Linked DNA regions of Mus musculus: region 2 is linked to region 1. The links are chromatin loops, found by intact Hi-C in ENCODE. Cell type or tissue: gastrocnemius. All regions are shown on one strand. Links, peaks and the distances in the headings refer to the core of each region. The heading gives the core; the rest is flanking DNA. Region 1 has its middle 61 kb from the start of Gm19276. Region 2 overlaps Ttc23l (tetratricopeptide repeat domain 23-like).

What was found. Peaks named below come from ENCODE experiments on the same cell type or tissue, not always from the same donor. Only the 100,000 strongest peaks of a DNase experiment are listed, where the experiment ranks them.
Region 2: it touches region 1 in a loop (2.6-fold over the local background); 27 of 42 quality-filtered maps call a loop at or near these places.

Annotation. Positions count from the first base shown.
Region 1 is chr15:10,883,487-10,896,122 of GRCm38, forward strand. No RefSeq gene overlaps it. Among named protein-coding and RNA genes, the nearest start is that of Gm19276, 61 kb to the left of the region's middle. In gastrocnemius, for the core only: no CTCF peak of the experiment used is centred there; a DNase peak (open chromatin) is centred at 6,981; H3K27ac peaks cover 761 bases.
Region 2 is chr15:10,509,000-10,521,635 of GRCm38, forward strand. It overlaps Ttc23l (tetratricopeptide repeat domain 23-like), which reads right to left. Exons shown (of 13, transcript NM_001378877.1): 10 at 6,089-6,232; 11 at 315-397. Among named protein-coding and RNA genes, the nearest start is that of Rad1, 29 kb to the left of the region's middle. In gastrocnemius, for the core only: no CTCF peak of the experiment used is centred there; no DNase peak of the experiment used is centred there.

The DNA.
Region 1 (12,636 bases), core at 2,050-10,049:
AGTCAGAATGGCTAAGATCAAAAATTCAGGTGACAGCAGATGCTGGCGAGGATGTGGAGAAAGAGGAACACTCCACCATTGCTGGTGGGATTGCTAGCTTGTAAAACCACTCTGGAAATCAGTCTGGTGGTTCCTCAGAAAACTGGACATAGTACTACTGGAGGATCCAGCAATACTTCTCCTGGGCATATACCCAGAACATGCTTCACTATGTTCATAGCAGCCTTATTTATAATAGCCAGAAGCTGGAAAGAACCCAGATGTCCTTCAACAGAGGAATGGATACAGAAAATGTGGTACATTTACATAATGGAGTACTACCCAGCAATTAAAAACAATGAATTTATGAAATTCTTAGGCAAATGTATATATCTGGAGTATATAATCCTGAGTGAGGTACACCCAATCACAAAAGAAGTCACTTGATATGCACTCACTGATAAGTGGATATTAGCCCAGAAACCTAGAATACCCAAGATACAATTTGCAAAACACAAGAAAATCAAGAAGAAGGAAGACCAACGTGTGGATACTTCATTCCTCCCTAGGACAGGGAATAAAATACCCATGGAAGGAATTACAGAGACAAAGTTTGGAGCTAAGACGAAAGGATGGACCATCCAGAGGCTGCCCCACCTGGGGCTCCATCGCATAATCAGCCACCAAACGCAGAAACTATTGCATATGCCAGCAAGATTTTGCTGAAAACCTACTTTAATAAGTGTACTTAAATGCTTTAACTGCCCTTCTATCCTACCACCCACCAGAGGCAGTGGAGAGGAAGGGTTAATAGGACAAAGGACGATGTGGACCTGTTTAGAAATCGTTCTTTGGGGCGAATCCAGTCTACATTGTCAGGATACCAGCAGCTCAGTTCACGTGAATCAGCAGCAGCAGCTCAATGGCTGTTTGATCCAGAAGAAACCTTGAGGCTTTGCCTGTCTGCCTGAGTCCACAGGAGCGGCAAGAAGCTACTGGACACCACCAGAAGTTCTTTGGTACATTTCTCTCTACCATGTCACAAGAAATGTTGACCAGTGAAGAAGGCAAGGTAAACCAATATCTAACAAAGATCAGCAAAAGTGGCAAGGTGAACCAATACCACACAGGGTAGTCCACGGTCTGTTGGGTTAGATTTATACCCTTCCCAAACACCACACGTCCTCTTAAGCATCCTCTCTAGCAAAACATTGCATGTCATTTTCCCAGGCAGCTTCCAGAAAAATACCACATGACTGTTCTCAGCAAAACATCCTCCCATGTGTCTGCTTCAGCAAAAAACATTCTTTCATAAGACAGTTTCCAGGAAAACATCACATGACACAACTGAGTCTCCAAAGCACCAGGAATTTCCACTTCAAGACCATATCTGGAAAACAAAAGACAATAAAAAGAGCCTTTCTCTTTTATTTTTCAGAGGGGACCGAGGTCATTTTCTTCCCAGTTCTAGTGTTCATCTCATGGTTTTCTACAGATTGTAAGATGGCCATAGGCACAGGGTGTGTGTGTGTGTGTGTGTGTGTGTGTGTTATCTCATTCTCATGGCCATTTGGTGAATGTGTCTGGATAGGTGGATAGCTTTTCTCTACACTGTGATTTAGAAATCCAGACTCCTCCTATCTATTCACAAAAGAAAATGCAAAGCGACTGTGGCATGAAGATCCGAAACAAGAACCCATTTCCCCTCTGGCTGAGAAGCAGGACAAAGATTGATATCATTCAAATTTATGAGAGCAGAGATTCAGACATCTGGGGGTAAGGGGCGATACTTCCTCTGACCCCTGGGCATGGACTGGGATTCAGTCCTTTGAGGCTGAGTGCTGGCCAGTGGCTGATGGGGTCATTCAGCAGGCAAGTAAAGATACTCTTCAAGTTAGAATACTACATTTAGCAGCAGCTGCAAACTGGATTCAGGTGCTGATACTGAAACCAGTTGTCTGCTAAGGTGAGGTAGGACGGCTGAAATGAGGTTGGCAAGAGTTAGAGTCCCACAGGGAAGGCACAAGAACAAAGAGGAAGGACCAAGTCTCTTCTCTCCCAGAAACCCCATTTTCCATTAGTGCAGAGCCTAAGAAAGAACCTGTTGGTGAAGGAGATATTACTAGTGTTATACAGCAGAGAATGGCATCCTGGATTAGAATATTTGAGATAGCTCAATAACTTGAGCTGGGGGCTGTCTTAGAGTTTCGACTGTTGCAATGAAATACCATAACCAAGAAGCAAAATGTGGAGGAAAAGGCTTATTCAGCTTCCTCTTCCACACCGCTGGTCATCACCAAGGGAAAGTCAGGACAGGAACTCCAACAGGGCAGGATCCTGGAAGCAGGACTGATGCAGAGGCCATGGAGGAGTGATTGCTTCACATGGCTTGCTCAGCCTGCTTTCTTACTGAACCCAGACCACTGACCCAGGGATGCACTACCCATCCCATTGATCACTAATTAAGATAATGCTATACAGCTGTATCTTTTATATATATATATATATTACATATTTCCTCAATTACATTTCCAATGCTATCCCAAAAGTCCCCCACACCCTCCCCACCCCACTCCCCTACCCACCCATTCCCATTTTTTGGCCCTGGCATTCCCCTGTACTGGGGCATATAAAGTTTGCCTGTCCAATGGGCCTCTCTTTCCAGTGATGGCCGACTAGGCCATCTTTTGATACATATGCAGCTAGAGACAAGAGCTCCGGGGTACTGGTTAGTTCATAATGTTGCACCTACAGGGTTGCAGATCTCTTTAGCTCCTTGGATACTTTCTCTAGCTCCTCCATTGTGGGCCCTGTGATCCATCCAATAGTTGACTGTGAGCATCCACTTCTGTGTTTGCTAGGCCCCGGCCTAGTCTCACAAGAGACAGCTATATCACGGTCCTTGCATCAAATGCTTTATACAGCTGTATCTTATGGAGGCAATTTTTTTAAAAATTCAGGTGCCTTCCTTTTTGACAACTCTAGTCTATGTCTAGTTGACATAAAACCAACCAGTACAGGGGCAGTCACTGGGCAGCCATTGCAGCCCTTTGTAGCTTTCTTTCCTTTTTGACCCTTGGATGTATTCTCCACCTTTTTTCTGTCGACACAGTGGTCAAGCTGCTTGTGGTGTAAAGCACAGCTAGCTGTCTGGCTTCATTGTTTCTGAGTGTGAGCCTGGCTAAGACATAGCAAGGGTGGACGAGGGTTGTTGTTTTTTAACAAAAATCTCAATAGTTTGATTTTTGCCAAGTGTAGGGGTTTGAACATGCTTGGACCAGGCAATGGGACTATTAGGAGGTGTGGCATTGTTGGAGTGGGCGTGGCCTTGTTGGAGGGATTGTATCACTGTGGGGGTGAGCTTGGAGACCCTCCTCCTAACCGCCTGGAAGAGAGTCTTCTCCTGTCTGCCTTTGGATCAAGATATAGAACTCTCAGCTCCTCCACACCATGTTTGCCTGCATGCTGCCAAGCTTCCTGCTATGAGGATAATGAACTAAAACTCTAAAACTGTAAGCCAGCCCCAATAAAATGTAGTCCTTTATAAGAGTTGCCTTGGTCATGGTGTCCCTTCATAGCAATGGTAACCCTAACGAAGACACCAATGAAGACTTAGGAGCCAGGTGCTGGGGTGAAAGCCTGCTAGCTCACAACAGCAGAGAGAGCACCCTGCTGACCTTCCTCCTCAGCTGATGTCCCAGCAGGAATGGCCCTCTCTCCAAAACTTCCTTCAAACCGAGTGTCCCTCCCTTCTTCTTCCTATGCATCTCTCTGTCCTCCTGACTCCACCTTACTCTGTTTTGTTTTTCTTAATGATCCTATATTTAATCCCTGTCAACTGGTTGCTTGTTCCTTCTCTTGACTGGATCTCATGGAGGCATTTCCTCAACTGAGGTCTCTTCCTCTATGAAGATTCTAGCTTGTGTCAAATACACACACACACACACACACACACACACACACACACCAGCCAGTACATCCAGATAGGGTAGGTGGCTTGTTTGATAAATTATGGCCTTGTAGAGAAGGATCAGTTAATATGTTGGCCCAATAGGAAGACAGGGAATTGAATAAATAGGCCAGGACAACTCTCCTATCTCCTAATTCCCTGACTTCCTTCTTCTAAATTGCATGGGAAGGCAGAAATGATTGTGAAGGCGAACCTCAGTGCTCCACCTCCTCGGTCCTTGAGCTAGTCACATACAACCGGGAAGCAGAAGTGGTGGGAGAAGTGCCTAGATAGCAGTGCACCCGAGGCACTTGTCACACAGCTACACTCGCATAATTGACACCGCCAACGGCAAGTGATAAATGCACTGCAATAATAGCCAGAGACAACCGCTTTCTCTTGATTAACTGTCCTTTAAAAACTAATTTACGACTGAGCAAGAATATATGTAAATGTAAACATTTTTAGATCCACTAAAAATTTTATAAATGAATTTAATTTTACTCTTGGCAAAGACAGTACCACACATTTAGGGCTTTGATTGAATGTAAATGAAAAGCTCACCGTGATGATGTGAACAGAAGTAACGCCTCTTGTTTCTTCCTCTTTGAAGCACTGTTCTGTCACGATTCATTTTGAGTTTCATCGGGTTTTAGAGAAATGGGCTGTATCACATGAGCCAGATATTTACTGCTTGACATTGGTAATTGGTTGATTCCTAGCTTTTTTGCTAAGATCAAAAGCAAGCCACCGTGAAGTGCATTTCTATAGCACAGACTGTGTAGCTGTGTGAAGATGGACCGCTAACTGGCAATTCTCTGAAGTAACCTCGATTTAGACAGCAGTGTTCCTTGAGGCATGTTATCAAAAGCATTGCATAGGTGTTACTCAGATGCAATTGTAACTATAGTGGTGTTTTGGAAATCAGACCAACAGAAGATTTCTTTACTGATCAATTACATGTGATTTTTGTTATTGTTCATATGCTTTCCCCAGGTACTGCCTGCAGTAGGGTAGATGGATCTGCCCCACGATCCCACTTGGCATCCTTCCTGTTTCTGCTTGTGTGTTGTCTCTGTATTGGGCCCACTCTTTTCTCTAGCCCCTGCTTCCTTGTAACTTTAGCCGGCAGATCTCGAGCTGGACTCGGCTTCCTAGCCTACTAACTACCCAGTTTAGCTCCCATGTTTTCTCCACCCCATCTCTCTTTCCAGAGCCAGAAGGTTCAAGTCGTCATAGGAGACCTTGTCTTGGTGAAGCCAAATATATGAGGTGTGTGTGTGTGTGTGTGTGTGTGTGTGTGTGTGTGTGTGTGTGTGTGATTGAGTGTGCCTTGGTTTTCTCAGGTAGTCTGTGCATTGATTTGGACTCTGCTGACTGGAAGAGGATTTAATCATCTGACTCCCATCTTAAGAGTCTTGAATGGGTCCAAGCAACGGGCAGTTCTAGGATGGGCAAGTGTAATACCAAGGAAAGACTATATAAAGACATCTCAGAAGGCTTGCTATTACTTCTGTTCTACAGTAGTGGGAAAGAGCACTGGGTACTGGGCTAAATTCTGTCATTTACTTGTTGCCCTGATTTGTCTTTGATATTTTTTGTAGCTCTAAGGTTTCCTCATCCTCAGGATACAGACAACAGATTGAGTCTTTACTTAGAACAAGAATGCAAGAAACAGAATCCCCACTAGGAGAAATAGCTGAGGTAAAGAAGGGTTTTTCTCCTCATAGTCAGAAGCCTAGTGGTAGGCAGCTGCTGGCATATGCTGGAGCCAGCTGCTCATGGAATCTACTTGTCACATCATAGTGGCCTAATGTCCTTGGGGCTATAGACATCTTGGCCCTTGTAGAGTAGAAAGGAGGAAAGGTGGCTAAGGACCCAGGTTTATGCAAAATGCTTCCCAGAGGTGGAAGTGGATTTCTCCTGCTGTCCATTGGCAAAGATGGTATATGTGGCTATCTCTGGCTAGTAGGCTAGGCTAGGAGGTGTTCAAGTGATTCAGGTGTTCAGGGACGTCCAGAACAAAATCTAAGTTGAGAGGAACAAAGGAGGGATCAGGAATGTGGTGTAGTAGGATCCATGTACCACTATCATCCCTGAGTTGTGACTAGGGACCAGGAATCAGACTTCTCAGGCAAAAAGCTATCATGGAGGTTGTGGGGGGCAGAATACCTCATTAAACCTGGAGACTCCCGAGTGTTGGGAGCACAAACCTTGGTTCTACACAGCCACATTTCCACTGTATAGGTGGGCTGCGACCTGGAAGTACTCTGAGGGGAAGTAATTACATGTTTGTAGGCTGGGAAGATTCTGGGTGCTGTCCATGTTGGTCGTTTGCCTTGTCATGGGGGATTTGGTGCTAACTTATAAATTATTTCTCTGCTGGTGAAATGAGCCAATTCAAACCAGATTAGATGATATTAAATGTAGGTTTATTGGGAAGCTGCTCTCGGGTGAGTTCAGTGGCCCTAAGGACTGAGGCCAGGGAAGTCACCATGGGGAGAGAGAAGGGGTGGGGGGAGGGGGAAGAGAAAGAAAGGGTGTGACACAGAGAGAGAAGGAAAGGAGAAACAGAGTGAGGAGCTGGGCTGGAAAGTTCAGGGTTGGGGGACTGAGGGACACTGGGAGAACCTGGAGGCCAGGTCTGCTTTGATATGTAAAATATGCATATATATATACAGTATGTGAGCGTGTGCATGTATGCACGTGAATGCACACGTGTATATCTACGCATGGATGTGTGCATTGAGAGCAGGTGCCCATGAACAGGGTGTTGGATCCCCTGGAGCTGGACTTTCAGGCAGTTGTGAGCTGCCTGATGTGGATGTTAGGAGCTGAGCACAGACTCCCTGCAAGAACACTATATACTCTCATTCCTGAGCCATCTCTCAAGCCCTAAGTCAGGCTTTTAAATTGCATAAAACCACATCCAAGTTACCCCGTGGGGACTTGCATCAGGCAACAGGCTGTTCTGCGAGATTTTGTCCAGCACTGTGTCTCAGAGGACTCGTTAAAAGCTGGAGTAAAGCAGGCTTTAGTCATCCTGGCTGGCTTCCAGGGCCTGCCATTCACTGCCTGTAGAGGTTATGCCGAGCTCTGAACCATTTCCTGTGGCCTCTGGGACTCCAGTCAACAGACTGAAGTCCAAAGTCTTGTCTGCTGGGCATCACTTGTTTTTCTCTTTCTGTTTGGCAAATGGCCTCTGCATTTGCCCTTTCCTGCTGCAGCCTAGCTGGAAGTCGCTTTATTAACAGTTCCTTTGTAAGTTCACGGTGGTCTATGAATGAGTCTGAAACTTCTTGGAAAAGAAACAACCGTTGCCTCCAGAACCAGCTCCCAGAGGGACACATCCTGTCAGTCTCTCCCCAGGCACGTCCCACTGTGGGTTCCAGCTCTACCTCTCCATCTAGTACCACTGAAAACACCTCCACACTCCCTGTAAAACTTTGCTGACAAGGGACCAGGACCATTTTCCTTCTGAAAGCATAGAACTTGGTGCAGAGTATCGCATGAAGGAACAGTTTCCTAGGAGGCTCTTCTAGGATAGTTAGGAGAATCCTACACTGGCATCTTCAAAGCTATTTGCTATTAGCCTACTCATGAATGAGAATTCCTGACTCACTGAAGTTGGGTTGTGAGAAATAAGCCATTAGCTGGAGAGAGGAGGCAGGGAGCAGGAGTTAGAAAGATTTGCTGTGACAGAGATGCCACCAGTGTGTGGCTCTTCACTGTCCAAAAGGGTTGGTGGTCACTCTGACTGCTTCTCCTGAGAGCACCCAGAGCCAAGCAGCCTGCTCTGGGGACTGGCTCTCCATTTGTTTTCTCTGGTTATCCCAGTTCTCATCAGCAAGATCCTTTTCTCTGGGTGGAGGCCCTACCTTACGAGAGGAGCTGGCCTGGCTTGCTGCCCCTGGGACCAGGCTTGGCTAAAAGCAACCGTGCCTGTCAAATACCTATCTGCTATCGGCACGCCCTTCCATTGCCGTGAGGAAAATGAACTGGAACAAACTTTTCAAAGTTTATAGATTTTTCTTGGGGTTCTTCAGCCTCAGCAACTCCTCTTCCAAAGAAGCCATGAAGTAAAGAAAGGTCTTAACCCTACATATTCATCTCATCCTCTCTGTAGTTTGCAAAGTTTTTTTTTTTTTAAAAAAACATTGAATATCTAGGAGTCATTGCCACGGTAGTAAGGGAAGACCAGAGACTTAGCAAGCTCAGCCAAACCCCTTTCTACTTGGAGCTCTAGGTGCAGCTGGGGCTCTTGAGACCAGTTGGTTCACTTGGAATGAGGAGATAGCTCAGACAATAAAATGCTTGTGATTTAAACTGGAGAATCTGAGTTCTGATGTTCAGCATCCACTCTAAATAAAAGCTGGACACATATGCCTGTAATCTCAGTGCTGGGGAAGCAGGGACAGGTGGCTTCCTGGAGCTCACTGGCTACTCAGTCTAGCTAAATTGCTATGCTCCAGGTTCACAGGTTCCATTGTTGGGAGCCAACTCTTAGTAGAAAATGGCTATCATCTCTGCAGCCATCTTGAGCTATTTACTTACAGGTTGGTACTTTCCCACCCTAATGAGAGACTTGTTTTCCTAGCATGATGTTTTTGCAAGCAGCCCACCACAGCTAAACACACTCTGATAACATCCTGTTTTTCTCAGACACATCCTGGACTTGTGATTAAGTGTCTCCAGCTGCACTCCCCAGCTTGTACTTACACACCCATAGTTGCCTTTCAATAAATTAGACATACTGTCTTGTCTCCATTCTTTGTGTCTCTTGCCCCTCCATCCCCACTCTCTCCCTTGCAGACCCCATTGACTGACCCTCAGGCCAGGTCACTCCATCTCAAAAAGTACAGCAAAGAGCAATAGATGCTGGATTGTCAACTGTGCTGGTGGCTGCTTTCTGCTGTGGTGGGGTAGCTGACACAAGTTTAAACTGTTTCTGGGCCAGCGGTAAGACAGAATGCCATACTGGAAGACAATGGCAGAGCTAAGCACCTCACCTCCTGGCTTCCATGAGACAGAGAGAGACAAAGAAGGTTGGATAACAAGGCACAATGATATTCTCAAGCCTGCTGTCATCAGTTATCAGTTATGAGATCATCAATAGACTAGACTGTTTATAAAGTTAGTGTCTTAATTCACTTATCTTTCAATAGCTCGTCAGCTGAGGGCAAAATCTTCAATGAATAATCCTTTTAGGGGCCATTTCATTTTCAAACTTTGTCATCTTTTAACTTTCTCATATATGGGCATTAAAAAGAGCAGTTTTTAAAAGCTACTCCTTTTTAAATTGCCAATATCCGTTCAATAAAGTTGTAAAGTCTAAATAATTACATATACACACATTGAGCAAAAGAGAATCCTTCTATAGTAGGAACTTTTTAGAACATATAGTTATATTGTAAGACTTCCGAAGCTGGGCCTCTGCTCAAGTCCCGGGATGATCTGTCCAGCACCCCAGTGATCCGAGAGAAAACCACACCTGATGCAAACTGCAAGAGGTTTTATTATCAGCTAGCTGAAGTCCCTCTGCCATGCAGAGCAGGGGAGATTGACCCGAGTGGTGACCGTAGGGGGCTTTTAACAGCTAGCTGAGGAATTGGGAGGAGTTGGGAGGAGAGTTGGGAGGAGTTGGGAGAAGAGTTGGCTACAGCTCCTTTCTGGCGGGGGTGGGGGGGGCGGGGGGGGAGTGAGCTGCAGCCTCCTCTCTGGCATCTATCTCCATGTCCTTGTAGGTCTTCCTACAATTATTGCATCTCTGGCTGTAAGGCACAGAAACAAAAGGCTTTTTGCTGGCTATAGAGAACAAAGAGCTTCTTTCTGACTGCATTTTTAGAGATCAGGGAAAACAAGCTTGGGTAACGTCCAGGGGCTTTACCTTCTAGGGAGAAACACTCTAAATCGGGGTCTCACGATATGAGAGAAATTAAAATGGATTCACCATGCAATAAGGGAGAGAATGTCCCAACTAGACATTTGCTATCAGGTAAAATCTCCAATGCCAGGAATAGGCTATATCTCATTGAGTTCTTGGTCAGATATCATAGACGATTGCAAAGGCTATTAGTTACTCTCTATAACTCGAGGATAAGGCCCTATCCCAGATGACACAGTTTATTTATGTCATTGATAATGGAGAAATAAAACTGATGTACAACTAGGAGATTCATTTCTACTGGTTAGTATTCATAGTGCTGGAATGTACTTTGCACAGTACTGAGTGAACTAGGCAATTATCAATTTCACGCAGCTACATGTCCTGCAACCCATAACAGAGATTTGCCTTTTAAATATATGGGTGCAATGGTGACTCATGTTACAGGAGTAATCAACCACTTTTTGCTTGAATATAAGGCCCACTCCATGAGATGGAGCCTGTACCCTACACTGCTGAAGTGGCCAAGAACCTGAGATTACATAGGTCATGGCCCTAGAAGGAAAACTACTACTTTGTTCTCCTAGAGGAACATTTCAATAAAATAACTCATAATGACATATTGTTATGTACATAGATCAGTGTAACAACCCTCAACAGAGATGATGCTTCTTGCATTAGATGGTAATAACACAGAGAACCACAACTAGACAATGTATAGAGAATGAGAGAGTTTGGGATTCACAGCACTAAATGGGGCATCTTTATCAAACACCTTTCAAGGCTCAGGGATCTAAAAGACAAGGAACGAGACAGATTGTGAGAGCCAGAAGTGGTAGATGGCTCCAAGGAAACACAGCAGGAGTGATGCACAGATGAACTTAGAGAGGCTGTGATAGCAAGCAGGAGACCTGCACAGGTTCAAACCTCACAAATACCCTGCACAGAGAAGGTAGAGTGACCACAAGGTTCTACCACAAACCAAGAAGCTGTTTTCCACTGATGGCTGCCAGGAAAGGTTTTGTCTTGTCTTGACTTTCTCCTTTCTTTCTTTCTTTCTTTCTTTCTTTCTTTCTTTCTTTCTTTCTTTCTTTCTTTCAAAAGAGTGTCATTGTGTATACAACCACAATCCAGGGTGTGCCCCGTGACCAGAAGCAGTTGGCCAACATAAAACGAACCCCATTCTTCTTTTTTTTTCATTTTTTGTTCTGTTTTGGGGTATGCATGTGTGTGTGTGTGTGTGTGTGTGTGTGAGAGAGAGAGAGAGAGAGAGAGAGAGAGAGAGAGATGAAGTTGGGTGGATAGAGAATTGGGGGTGGTGATCTAGAATGAATCGGTAGAGATGGAAAAGAATATAATAAAAATGTATTTAAAATTTAAAATAAAAATAAGTTTAAAAGAACCCTTCTGACCTTGACCTTGCCACCTATGGTGCACTAGAAACTTCTTAATATTTATGAGAACTACTAATCTTGGAAATATAAGAATTTCTAATTTAAATTGGTCTTCACACAGATTCTCTTTACCTACATGCCAAGAAGGTAAGCTTATACACTATAGAGAAATAGCAATATTCAAAAAGAAATGCTTTTTCCTCTTTTCACATAAAGTGTTGTCTCTGTGCTCATTATTTTGATGCCATGTGAGGTTCATTCTTTATGCTAAAACGGTTTACCTTAATAATCCTTGTAACTCAAAATATTTGTAAGTGCTTCAGCCAAGCTCTGAAGTTTGTATGGACCACCCAAGAAAACTGGGAGGCATTGTGAAGGTAGGAAGAGGATTTTGCTCAGAGCTATGTTCAGTAGAATGTCACCATACTTGTCACCCTCCTGGCTTCATCTTCAGATTGTGATAGCTGAACCACATGAGTTACATCTCTTAAAGCAGGGCACCAGCTTCTTGAAGCATCACTTCCGGATCCATTATTTCTGGATCTCTAGGAAGGTATAGTGTATCTCACTCATCTCCAGCTTTAGGGCTCCCAAGTAAATGTGTGTGTGGTAATAACTGAGCAGCAGAGCCTATGGGAGTTTCCCTGAGGCCTCATCTCAAGACGATGGCTACCTGCACTGTGCTTGCTTGTCCTGGCCTCCCATCAGGAGATGCCTTCCATCAGATCTGCTGTTCATGTCTGGCACGTGAATCTGGTGTAGGCATATGGGACTCCAGAGGGACAGCAGGATATGAAATGTGAATGCAATCAAGGACTTCCTATCTTCTCCATCAAACTAATGAAAAGTCATTTAGAAACAGAAGGAGAAAGCTGGGGAAGAACCATGCAAAGAAGGCCAGGGTCGCCTGAAGACTGGCTTTATAAATGACCGTGTGTTCTCTTGGGATCCTAGGAAACTCTACTTTATCCTGCATGTGGTTGGAGTTCTTAGCCCTCAAAGTACAATATAGGCTTATGTTCCTAAATACACACATGAGTCCACAGAAGAGCCAACCTGTTCTCATCTGGTGGCTCCCAGATCAGTGGCCCAGAAGGAAGAGAAACACAGATTGAAAACAAAGTTTGGGTATATAAACAGAAAACTGAGCTTGCCTTTGGGAAAATAGTGTAGGATACTTGGACCACCTCCAAAAAGCCAGTGAGGGGTACAGCAGACGCCAATCTCTCCGAGCTACTGTCTTCTTACTGATGCTGTTCACGGGTCTATTCTTTTGGCACAGTGCTTCATAATTTGAAATTACAGTCCACACATCCAGCTTACCACTAACTCCCATGGTCCCCATTGTACAACAGAGGTGTAGGTTGGAAGGCTGGGCTTCAGTTCTACTTTGGCAATCTCCCACCCTGTAATGACAGGCAAGACAGTCT
Region 2 (12,636 bases), core at 2,914-10,913, 370 kb before region 1:
TTATAAAAATCCATATTGATATAATATTGTGTCCATCACGCTATCAGCAAAGACCTTGTCTTTCTCGATTTGGCTAAAATGTTCAGCACTGAGAGAGATATGCTAAATGTTATTGTAGATGAAATAATATACTGCATATTACTAGGGCCAACTCCTATAATTCCTGTCCTAAACTATTGAATCTGACAAAATCCATAACTGAGGTAAGAGTTTTTGCCTTACTAGGTAAGTCACCAATACCTGGCTGAATCAGAGACAGGCATATTCATATACCCACAGTGATGAGATGGTTCATGTCCAGAGACGGAACTTACCTCTGCAATAGGGAAAGGAGGCTTTTAGTCTCTATGCTCTTAATGTGTTCACTTCCATAGACAAGACTCTGAATCATCAGACACTGCCGGTGAAGTGAGAAATATAACAGGTTAAAGGGACCCAGAGCAAACACATCAATTGCAAACCTAATTCAGAAGCAGACTAGGGAACCAGGGGTGTCACAGGTCTGTTGGTTCCTCCCCAAAGAGAAAATCAGTGTGCACTAAGGGTTCTAGTTATGTTCTGTATCCTCCATGCAATATATACAAAATCCAGTTTACTGTACCTGCTCTTATAGACAACAAAGTAACAAGACCCCAAATTTATGGAATCCCTCCTTAAGACATGGCTACAATATGGTTTCTGTTAGGATTTTTGAACTAAGTCAAAGTAAATAGACATGATCAAAGTCCATGTATGTCTCTCAAAGCTACCTTCTATTCTGATGCAGACTACTTTATTCTCAGGCAGGTTTCTTGAGATTTTATTACTGATAAGTGTTTCCATATAAAGTAGGATAGTAGAACCAGATTTAATATTTATCTCAAACAACCTACAGAAAGCATACAAAATGTATGAACTGATTTTCAAGACACTGGACATCAGGCAATAAAGAACTGTGAAGAGAGAAAGTAAGTGTGTTAAACTACACAATTCTCCCAGGCTACTGCTCTGAGTTTCTGGGTTACTACACAGAAGAGCCATAATTATGCTCACCAGAACCTCTCATAGTGCTGAAAGTTGAAGAAGACTCTTAGAGAATGGTAACAAAGGAGGCACCATCACAGGAAAACCATGAATTATCTGCAGTGAGTCCCCCTCAAATAGCAAAGGCTAGCCCATGCGTGAGAAGCAAGTGCAGAAAGCACAGAAGAGAACCATCAGGAGGAGGGCACTGGGCAGAGCAAATGGCACTTATTCGAGGCCAAGCTAGTGCCTGTCCTTACCACTGACTAAACAGTGGCTAGTCTCATGTAGGATCAGGCAAGGCAAGGATCGAGTTGTTAATGACTAGTTTAACCGGAATGAATTTCAAAAATACTTATAAGCATATGAATAAGATTCTATATCCAAAAAGATCTATAGTATCAGTGACTTTAATCCCAGTGCAGGAGGCAGAGGCAAGTAGATCTCTGATTTTAAGCCAGTCTAGTCTGGTCTACAGAGTGAGTTCCAAAATGTCCAGGGCTACACAGAGAAACCTTGTTTCAAAAAAACCAAAAGAAAAAGAAGTCTATGGTATCTGGCATTCAGTTGGCATAATGATAAAAAGCAACCAGTCACACGTCATCCAAGAAGTGAGGCATGGTGGCATGGACCTATAGAATATCAGCACCTGGGAGGCTGAAGCAAGAATGGTCATGATCCCTTAAGTCTAAGAACAATCTGAGCTATAGTCAGACCTGTCACAAAAAGTATGATAACGTACACTAAAACTATCATTGCTGCCATTGGAACGGCATTCTGTCTGTCTGTCTGTCTCCTTCTTTTCTCTTCATTCTTCCTCCCCCCCATGTGTATGTGTGTGTGTATGTGTGTGTGAGTGTGTGTTAAGGTTAAGAAGAGACATGAACAAGTATATAAAGACCCCCCCCCCACAAAAAAAATCTGGAGAAAAAGATGTCTGGCCTACAAATAAACTATAAATGACTAACAACTGGTTTGATATTAGATTTTTTTTTAAATCAATGAACTTGAGAACTTGATAACACAGAAATGAAACTATCTACCTAGAGACTAGCCATTGGTCATCTCAGTACAGACAGAAAAATAACTTTATACTATTCACCATCTACTTCTAATTAAAAATTCTCACCAAATCAGAAGGGAAACGAAACGTCTCTAACATAATACAGTCTCTGAGAACCGTTCAGCTGACATCACCTCAAATGATGAAAGTTGACCTCCATTTTTTCACAAGGTTTGGGATTAGACAGAGGTGTCTGTTTCCACCATGCCTAACTGATATGGCTTTTGTAGTATAACCAGTGCAATAAAATAAGAAAAAGAAATAGAAGCATTCTGGCTTAGAATAAAAGATATGGCATTTATTAGCATATGATATGACTATCTCTGTAGAAAATCTGGCAGAATCTACAAAATAGCACTGGAGATAACAAGTTTAGTAATTATATTAAGTTCATGGGACACAAGATTATACAAAACCCAAATCAATTATGTGTCCATATACCAGCAACAAGCAATCAGAAAGTGAAGTTCAGAAATAACATATTTTAAATATAATAAAAGATGCAAAACCAGATAAATAGGAGAAAATATTACCAGAATTATCCATTTGAAACTACAAAATATAACTATAATAAATTATAATTTGTGTTAACTTTGTGGTTCATGTTCATGAGGGAGATAACAAATACTATTAAACTGTCAAATCTGTCCAAACAAGCTGGGCAGTGATGGTGCACGCCTTTAATCCCAGCACTAGGGAGGCAGAGGTAGGCAGATTTCTGAGTTCGAGGCCAGCCTGGTCTACAAAGTGAGTTCCAGGACAGTCAGGCTATACAGAGAAACCTTGTTCAAAAAAACAAAAAACCAAAACAAACAAACAAAAATCTGTCCAAACAAATCTGTGCTTCTATGTAAGCTCACTCAAAACTCCAGCAAGTTTTAAACTATAAATTCACATAGTGACTGTAAAATCCCTCTGGAAATGTAAAAAGCTCAGAATATCATCCACATATTTGAAGAACTAAAATTTCCCAATTTAAAGCCTTGTTTTAAAGCTACACTATTCAACATGTATTAGCATATAGACAGATAAGTCAGCGAAACAGAAGAACCTGGACGTACATGCACACAGAGAGACAAGTCTATTAAATTTGCTAGCATGGAAAGTGGTGGATTTCCCTGTGATATTTTCATTTCCATGCAAGCTTATCATTTTACTCTGTTCTTTCATGCCCAAACCTATTTCCTATTCCTAATGACCCTTTCTCATCCCAGACAGTCCTTCACTACCTCTCATGTCATGGGGATTCTGTGACCTCTCCTGTGACTCCTTCCCGTTCCCTTTAGACTCTTCTCCTTATAGTTATTTTTCTACTTTTATGTCCTGCACACATGTGCATACACACATACACACATCCAGTTTCAACACATGAGAGAAAAATGTGAAAATGTCTTTCCTCAATAAAATCCCATTGTGTTTACATGTCATATTTCCTTTATAACGTTATATGTTGGGGCAGGAGGTGACTGCAGGCTTTTCTACGTGAACCCAAGTTCCTGACATAATGGCTCTGAGGCTTAAATAATTATGAATAAATTCCTAGGCAAAAAGCTTTGACTTATTCCCTTAGTAGCTTATAACTTAATTATCTCATTTATTTTATTCTAAGTCCTGCTGTGTGGTTGGCTAACTCTCCTCCGTATCATACTTCCATTTCCTTCTGGGTTCAGGGTGAAATCCCTTCCAGAGTCTGACTATTCCCGAAATCTCTCTCCCTTCTAGAACTTCCACCTCCTGTTTCATGCATTAGCTCATTGGCCAATCAGCTTTTTATTGACAGTTGATGCTTCTATATATTGTAGAAGATACTCTCTCTACAGGTGAGCATATAGGATGGTTCCATATTAAATACAGTCAGGAATGGCATGGTCTCTACTATTTCTTGCAGCCTGCTGTTTTGGGGGTTGGCTTGTTTCATTTTTCTAAGACTTTGAGGTATATTAAGTTATTTGCGATATCAATGAGTTTTGATATGAGCATTCAGAGCTATAAATTTTCTTTAGAGATTCTTAGCTGCATCTTATGGATCTAGTTTCCTTGTTTTGAAGGTAAGTAAGTATACGTTTTAAAACCAGGGTGATTTTATTTATTTTATGTATATGAGTACAACATTGCTCTCTTCAGACACACCAGAACAGGGCATCGGATCCCATTACAGATGGTTGTGAGCCTCCATATGTGGTTGCTGGGAATTGAACTCAGGACGTCTGGAAGAGCAGCCAATGCTCTTAACCACTGAGCCATCTCTCCAGCCCACCAGTGTGATTTTAAAATTGCCTCTGTAGTATAGAAAAAACAAACGACAGCAAACAAGAACAATCCCTAGACACAACTTTGAAACTCTGAAACAAGTGGTCGGGTGCAGTTCAGGATTTTTTTTTTTTTTTGGCGGGTGGGGGGGGGGAGGAGGTTGGGGGGGGGCGATGTTGAGACAGGGTTTCTCTGTGCAGCCCTGGCTGTCCTGAAACTCACTTTGTAGACCAGGCTGGCCTCGAACTCAGAAGTCCGCCTGCCTCTGCCTCCCAAGTGCTGGGATTAAAGACGTGCGCCACCACTGCCCAGCTGCAGTTCAGGAATATTACAGGACTTTGTTTCCTTCACTGACTGCGGCTCAGTTCTAGATCTGAGGAGCAGGGCTCAGTTTCTGTGTACTCAGACTCTTCATCTCCCCATCATGCTCACTGTGGCCCACTGACCTGTTGCTTCCCTGGAGCCCCCTTCTCATGTCACTCTTTGCCTTTCCCATCTCATCTTTTGGCCTCAAATCATCATCTTTTCAGTGAACACTTTTCTTTCTCTGCAGGTTCTGAGTTCGTGTTCTCCTTGAAGTCCTTCTGTTTCTTCTAAATAATTTGCTCTAAGTTTTCAAAATGAGGACCCCTTTCTCCCATTGTTTAACTGTTTTCTGTGTGTGTTAGCCCAAAATGAGGTTAAATAACTTTGTAGTCCTGATATTTGCTGAAGCATTATATGGACTGGTTCTGATTTTGCCTTTGTACACTTCAGTATTAATTGATCTTTAATATCTTTGATGCTAACTGTGAGCAAACATAGGTTTTATGTTCAGACAGTTGCTTAGCTCACTGGGTCTTTTTCTGCTTTGTTTTGAAACAGGGTCTCACTATGTTTCTAGGCTGTTCTGGAACTATGAACCTCAAACTCATGGATATATCTGCCTGCCTCTGCTACCCAAGTGCAGGGACCAAAGGAGTGTGCCACCTTGCCTGGCTTAGCTCTCTGAGTATTTTTTTTTTTCAAGACAGGGTTTCTCTGTATAGCCCTGGCTGTCCTGGAACTCACTTTGTAGACCAGGCTGGCCTTGAACTCAGAAATCCTCCTGCCTCTGCCTCCCAAGTGCTGGGATTAAAGGCATGTACCACCACTGCCCGGCAGCTCACTGAGTCTTTAGCCTTTTGTTCTGTTGGTATGCTAACTAGTAATATATCTTAGAAAGGAAGGGGAAAAACCCATACTTTGATGGCTCTTCTTTGTCACCCTAGAATTAACTAAAACCTAGGCAGCTGCATACCCCCTTCCTTTCTTAAATAAAATCATTTGACGTGGTAAGCCCACCTTTAATCTAGGTCTTTGAGGTGGAAATCATCCGTTTGCCTTTGCTCTCAATGGCAACTCCACTTCTTCCCTAGCTAGCTTTAGAGCCTGCTCCTTCAGGATTCTAGCATAAACCAAAACCAAATGAGACATACAGCCTTGTGGACTGAGCAACTGCTGGATTCTTGGACTTTACAGTCATAGCCAGTATGCTGTAATTAGCTGGGGGGTGTAAGCCATTCTAATAAATCCTTGTGTGTGTGTGTGTGTGTGTGAGAGAGAGAGAGAGAGAGAGAGAGAGAGAGCATGCGCGCACGTGTCCACATTTATTCTCTCAGTCCTGTTCCTCTAGAGAACCCTGACTAATACACATACATACATGCACACACCCAGCACTTTCCACATTCTGCTTATATAATCCCATGAAGGAACTGTGATGAAGTCAAGCAGAGCTTGCCTTTCTTGGCTCACCTTGCTCAGTAGCTCAATTGCTTCTCCGAGTTCTCCCTTGGCAAAACAGATGCTGCCCATGTTATAAAAGGTTTCAGCTACCTTTTTGCCGCAGTCCCCAAAGTTGCCAGAATTCAGGGTAGACTTTAGAAGTCTGTAAGCCTCCTAGGGGATAAACATGGAAAATAAAAATCAAGCCAATGGTTATGGACAGTGCGACAGTGTGCTCTCACCACACAATGACGCAGTCAGTCAGAAGCAGTCAGTCAACAGTGACTCGCCAAAGTACTCCATTGTACTATGAATGAATGTTCCCAGTGGATAACTAATGACAGTTAACTCATGCATAGAGGATCATTTAATCATCACACTGTTCTGTGGGATAGGAATTGTCACTGTACTTACTTTACAGACAATTGAGGACGTCTGGATAACAGCTAAGCTCTTTCTCAAGATCGCGTTGCCCACAGAGTAGGGAGTCCACATCATAAGTCCATAGCCCTGATTTTTTTCTTTCTCCCTCTTTTCTTTTCTTTTCTTTTCTTTTCTTTTCTTTTCTTTTCTTTTCTTTTCTTTTCTTTCCTTTCCTTTCCTTTCCTTTCCTTTCCTTTCCTTTCCTTTCCTTTCCTTTTCTTTCCTTTCCTTTCCTTTCCTTTCCTTTTCTCCTTTTTTTTTTACAGATTCATTTTTTAAAGAATTATTTATTTATTTTATGTATATGAGTACACTGTAGCTATCTTCAGACACACACTAGAAGAGGGTATCACATCAGATTACAGATTGTTGTGAGCCACCATGTGGTTTTTGTGAATCGAACTTGGGACCTCTGGAAGAGCAGTCAGTGCTCTTAACTGCTGAGTCATCTCTCCAGCTCCTTTCTTCCACATTTCAAACTTTCAGAAAAGCCAGAGACTAGCAGACTCAACACTCAAAGCTTTCACCTAGATTCACATGCGATTACTATTTCTCCACATTTATTTTATTGTTCTATTCAGTTACATATATATATATATGTATATATATATATATATATATATATATATAGAGAGAGAGAGAGAGAGAGAGAACATATGCATTTTTATTGAAAGTAAGATATAAGCATACGGAAACTATACTGCTAAATACCGAAACCCATGTCTTCTCAGAGCAAGGCTATAGTGATGCTATTGTCACTCTCGATACATGGATACAATACCATTAACCTAATATGCACATTTTCCAGTTGTTTCAACAATACTATTTACAGTCTTGAAAGCATCATATTTTGCATTTTTGGCTTTGTATTTCTTTCTTCTTCATAACAGTTCCTCCCCTATCCCCTTTCTGTTTGATAGCATTGGCCTATTTTAAAGTCCAGGCCACTCATCTTTCTGATACAATGCTCCCCCTGATCTACTTACTCCAAGGCAAAAACCGATCAGCACAAATCACCATTAACCATTCACCGTACCAAATACCTTCATTTGCCTTCCAATATATCGTCTTTTATAAAGATATATAATTTATTTTTCATGTTAGCTTATGAAGCAGCAGGTTTCCATATGAGATTTGTATACTTCTTTTACTTAGATTAATTCTACACATACACTGGACGCGAACACACCTGCTGTCCATTCAGCTGTCCCTTACTCCCCAGAATTCTCCCATGCAGAGAGTTCTGCTGTCTTCCCTACCCCTTCCTTCCTACGCCCAGCCCCTGCAGCCATGCTCCCGCCCAGCCCCTGCAGCCACGCTTTCGCCCAGCCCCTGCAGCCATGCTCCCTTTCCCGGTTCCTCTAGGTTAATCACATTTACTCCGCCTGGATACCTGGATACACGATCTTTTTTTCCTTTTGAAGCTGGGTCTCATAATGTTTCATTATGTGTCTCTGACCGGCCTGAAACTTGCTATGTAGGCCAGGATAGCTTCAGAGAGCTCTGCTTGCCTCTACCTCTCAGGTGCTGGGATGAAAGGCTTTGCCGCCAAGCTCAGCCCAAATACGCACAGGAACAGAAGATAGGCTCCTCATATGAAAAGGAACACTTGGTGTTTGTCCTGAGCCTGGGCTACTTCCTACTATAGCAGCTCTCAGCCTTCCTAATGCTTCCATCTTTTAATACAGTTCTTCGTGTTGTGGTGACCTCCCCCCCCCCCCCCCGCGCCCCACCCATAAAGTTATCTCATTGCTACTTCATGACTGTAATTTTGCTACTGTTGGGATAGTAACGTAAGTATCTGTGCTTTCCGGTGGTTCTAGGCAACCCCTGTGAAACTGCCATTCAGCCCCAAGTTACGACCCCCAGGTTGAGGACCCCTGCCCCTGTTCCATCTCTTCCTGAAACATCTTTCTTTACGAGCTAAATCTCCCTGCACTTAAGTACCAGAAGCCCTTGATCCAGTCCTCGCTTGATGGGCAGCCAGGCTGATTGCTTCCTTGCTATGGTGAAAAATCAAACAAAACCAATAAACGTGGGTGCACAAGCGTCTCTGTGGCAGGACACAGAGCCTCTCCGTGTTTGCCCAGAAGTGGAGTAGCCGAGTTACACAACAGTTTCAGTGTTACTTTTGTGAGAGGCCTCTTCACTAATTTCCACCCACAGTAGACAATGGCTCCTCTTCAACGCATCACTTTCAGCATTTGCTGCCCTTTGTCGTCCTGGTGTCAGCCATTCTTACTCAGGTGAGTTGGTGTTTTGAGACAGGGTTTCTCTGTGTAGCCTTCCTTGTCCCAGACGTAACTCACTCTGTAGACCAGGCTAGCCTCAAACTCAGAGATCCTCCTGCCTCTGCCTTCCAAGTGCTGGGATTAAAGACATCTGCCACCACTGCCTGGTGCCTTATTTTTTTATTTTTATTTTTTTAATTTTTTATGTTTATTCGGGTTTGGGTTTGGTCCTGGAGACTGAACACGGAGGCTGGTACAAGCTATCTATGAGAGTGTTCCTGATCTATAGCCTTACCAGACCACAGCCCTGAAATTGTTTGTTATAGGCAAGAACCTCTGGACAAGAGGCAGAGACAGTGATAGAGACCCAGAAACACAGAAAATAAACACCATGGTGTATTGTTTCCCACTACCTTGTGTGTCTTTAAAATGTTGAAGATCTTGCTGACACCCAGTTTTCTGTCTCTGTGGTCCTATTTCCTGCCCCATCCCCCATGAGATGGCTTTAATTTGCATTTCTCCGATGGATACAGATGTTAGACATTTTAAAAAACATTTATTAGGCATCTGGATTGCTTCTTTTGAGAACTGTCTTTTTCAGGCCATTGTGTGGTTTTCTTTCCCCCTCCTTTTTGGTGTCTAATGTTTGCCTTTCTTTACGTTTTCTAAACATCAACCCCTCACCTGAAATAACTGTGACGCTTTGCTGTGTGGCCACTGTGCTGCTAGCTTTTTTCTCTATGAGGAAGCTTTTAAATCTCATAGAATTTGCTCTGTGGATCCTTGGGGCACTTTTCTGTGCTAGAGAGGCGCTATACCTATGTCTTCAAGTATTTTGTTTGTTTGTTGTTTTGTTTTTCATTAGCAGTCTCTGCATTTCTGGTTCTCAATTATGGCCTTTGATTGCGTTTGCACCATACACAACTCACATAGGTTTTTCTTCAGGGTGAGAAATGTAGAATTGTTTTTCTGCGGATGATGTCCAGTTTTGCCAGCACTACTTGTTGGTGAGGCCATCATTTTGTCAAAATTAGGTGTTGTGGGTTGGTCTCTGGGTCTTCTGTCATGTTCCATTGATCTATGGGTCTTTTTTTGTACTAATACCGTGGTACCTATCACCATGACTCTATAGTACAGTCTGGAGTCACACAACGTGAGGGTTCCAGCTGTGTTCTTTTTGCTTTGAATGGCTTTAGTTATCCATGGCCTTTGCTGTTCCCATACATCAATGTACTTTATTCACAGAGAGTGAAGAGAGTCAGTTATTGCTGTACTCTTTATGAATTGTGTATGGCATTGCTTAATCACACATTTTTGAATGTATAAACAGATAATTTCCTTAGAACTAAATTGAGCTAATTGAAATGATAATCATCTTTTATGTGCCCAATGGAACAAAACAGTAACTTTAATTTTTCAGCCCTTATTTTGAATTATGGTTCTTAAACACTTTAACCTCCCTTGTAGCCCACTACTCACCAGAGGTAGTAGGAAAGAAAGGATGCAGGGGGTGGGTGGTGAAGTGGACCTGTTTAAAAGGTTCTTTGGAGCAACTCCTGTCTGTGTTATCTGGAAATCAGCAGTTCGGCTCACAGGTTGGCAGCAGCAGCTTGATCCACTTGCAAACTTTTCACGGATACACCAGCAGTCCAGTTTGGTAAAGTTGGGTCAGCAACAGTGGTGACCTAGCAGAGACAGCCAGGCCTCAGCCTTGACTTGAGTCATCAGGAGGGACCAAAAGGAACACCTGGAATAGATCTCAGCTGTGCCTCTCTCAGGGAATCAAAGATCGAGAAGACGGGAGACCCACACAAGCGTTGCACAGTTGGCTGTACCAGCAAGCCAAGCTCTGTCTCCATCACTCCGTGGAGTCCTATTTATACCTTCCAAACATCACGTGTCCTCCATGTGCTTTGCCTCAGCACGGGCATCCAGTCAGCCAGTCTTTGGAACTGGCAAGAAACTGAAGCACACCACCAGAAGTTTTTTGATTTTTTTTTTTTTCCTCTATGGAGTCCCGTGAAATGCAGCTCAACTATGCAATGTAAATTGGACCAATATATGCGTGTTGTTATCAAAGAATCTTTCATCATGTGTCCTTTCTCATGTTTGCTTTAGCAGAACATCCTGTCTCCTGAGTCTCTTTCAGCAAAACATCCCTTCGCAAGTCCGCCTTAGCCTTTCACACCTGTGTCCACTTTAAGGAAACGTTCCTTCACTCATTTGTCCCAGAAAAACACCATCCAACCAACTTTCCAAAGAACCCTCAAGTTTCCACTTCAAAACATAGCTTTCATATTTCAATAGTTTTGAGCATTTACCTTATTTCTACCTTTTATTTTCTTCTCTCCAACTTCTTTCATGTAGCGCCCACCCCCACATCTCCCTCTCACGTCCATGACCTCTCAGTCCATATGTAGATGGGTTTAGAGCCTCACCATGTAGGCTTGACAACATATTGGGGGTGGGGGGAAGTCATGCTTGAGGAAAACTTGATTTTCCCTTCTTCACCAGCCACTGGCTGCCTTGACGCTCTTCGTGCAGGAGCCGCACTTTATGAACGTTTGCCAGTTGGTATGTGGACAGGTCTGGTCTTACAGGTTTTATTGTTGAGAGTTCATGAGTGCAGCACACAGGTTCTGTCCAGAGAAACCCATCTCACAACAGTCCTCCTGGTCCTCTGGCTCTCCCAAGCTTTCTATTTCCTCTCCTACAATATTCCCTGAGCCTTAGGGGTGGGGTTGTTGAATAGTATTTAAGGATGTCACAGTTTTTCAGGAAACAACGCCAACAATTCAGGAATCTCAAAACTCTATATCCTTATATTTTTCAGAACAGATGAGCATAAATATAGTTAAAAGATATCTCTGTTTTCTCAGTATTCAAAAATATTTTACCTACCTGGCTAAATTTGTTTCTAAGTATGCCATCTTATTTATACCCATGCAATGGGTTTACTTTCAATTATTTCCTTACTTTTTAGATTTTTCATTAATTGTGTACAGATACAAAACATTTTTGTATTTGCCATTTAAATTAAATTGGTTGAAATTATTAATTTTAAGCATGTGGCGCGCGCGTGTGTGTGTGTGTGTGTGTGTGTGTGTGTGTGTGTAGAGGGAGAGATCTTTAGGACTTTCATGTAACATTTTTTTCACTCTGAAGAGATAACTCAGCCTACTTTATAATTTGAATATTGTTTTTTTCTGGCCTACTCACTTTGGCTGGTACTTTTAGTAAAAAGTTAAAGGACGTGTGGCCTTGAGAGTGGGCATTTGCGTCTTGTTCCTACTCTATGACTTTCAGTTTTCCCTCTCAGAGTATGAGATTAGCATGGGTGGGTTATATGTAGCCTTTACTAGTTAGCAGCAATCTCCTCCTCCACTCTGTGGAAGGCATGACCGAGTCACATGCATTTCTGTTCTGGTACTCTGCAATGAGCCTAGAGCTCATATCAAACTTGGGGGAGAGTAAAGAAGTCTTTTTAAAGCAAAAGATGTGTAATAGAATTAAGTAACTTTATGAAATAGTTATTGAGCACCTACTATGTGCTCAATTTCACACACTGGGAACAAAGCAGACCCCAATTCCTGCTCCCACGGTGCTTTGTCCTAAAAGGCAAAGCGATCATTTCAAAGTTCTGCTTTATAATGAACTGGGAATCACTGGGATTCAACTCCTCTTCTTGTCTTTTCCCAAGAGCATGTCACTCTAGAAAGCACCTGGTTTTAGAAGAGGACTCCTGTGAACCACCACTCTTGTAATTTTATTATAAATAAAGTCATGATGTTCTTTGTGCCGTCATATAACAAGAATAAACTATAAAAGACTGAAAAGCTCATCTTTAAAAGTAAAACTACAGACCTGTGATTGTTCTATGGCAGTGAGATTAAACAACTAACCCTTTGAGCCCTTAGAAAATGT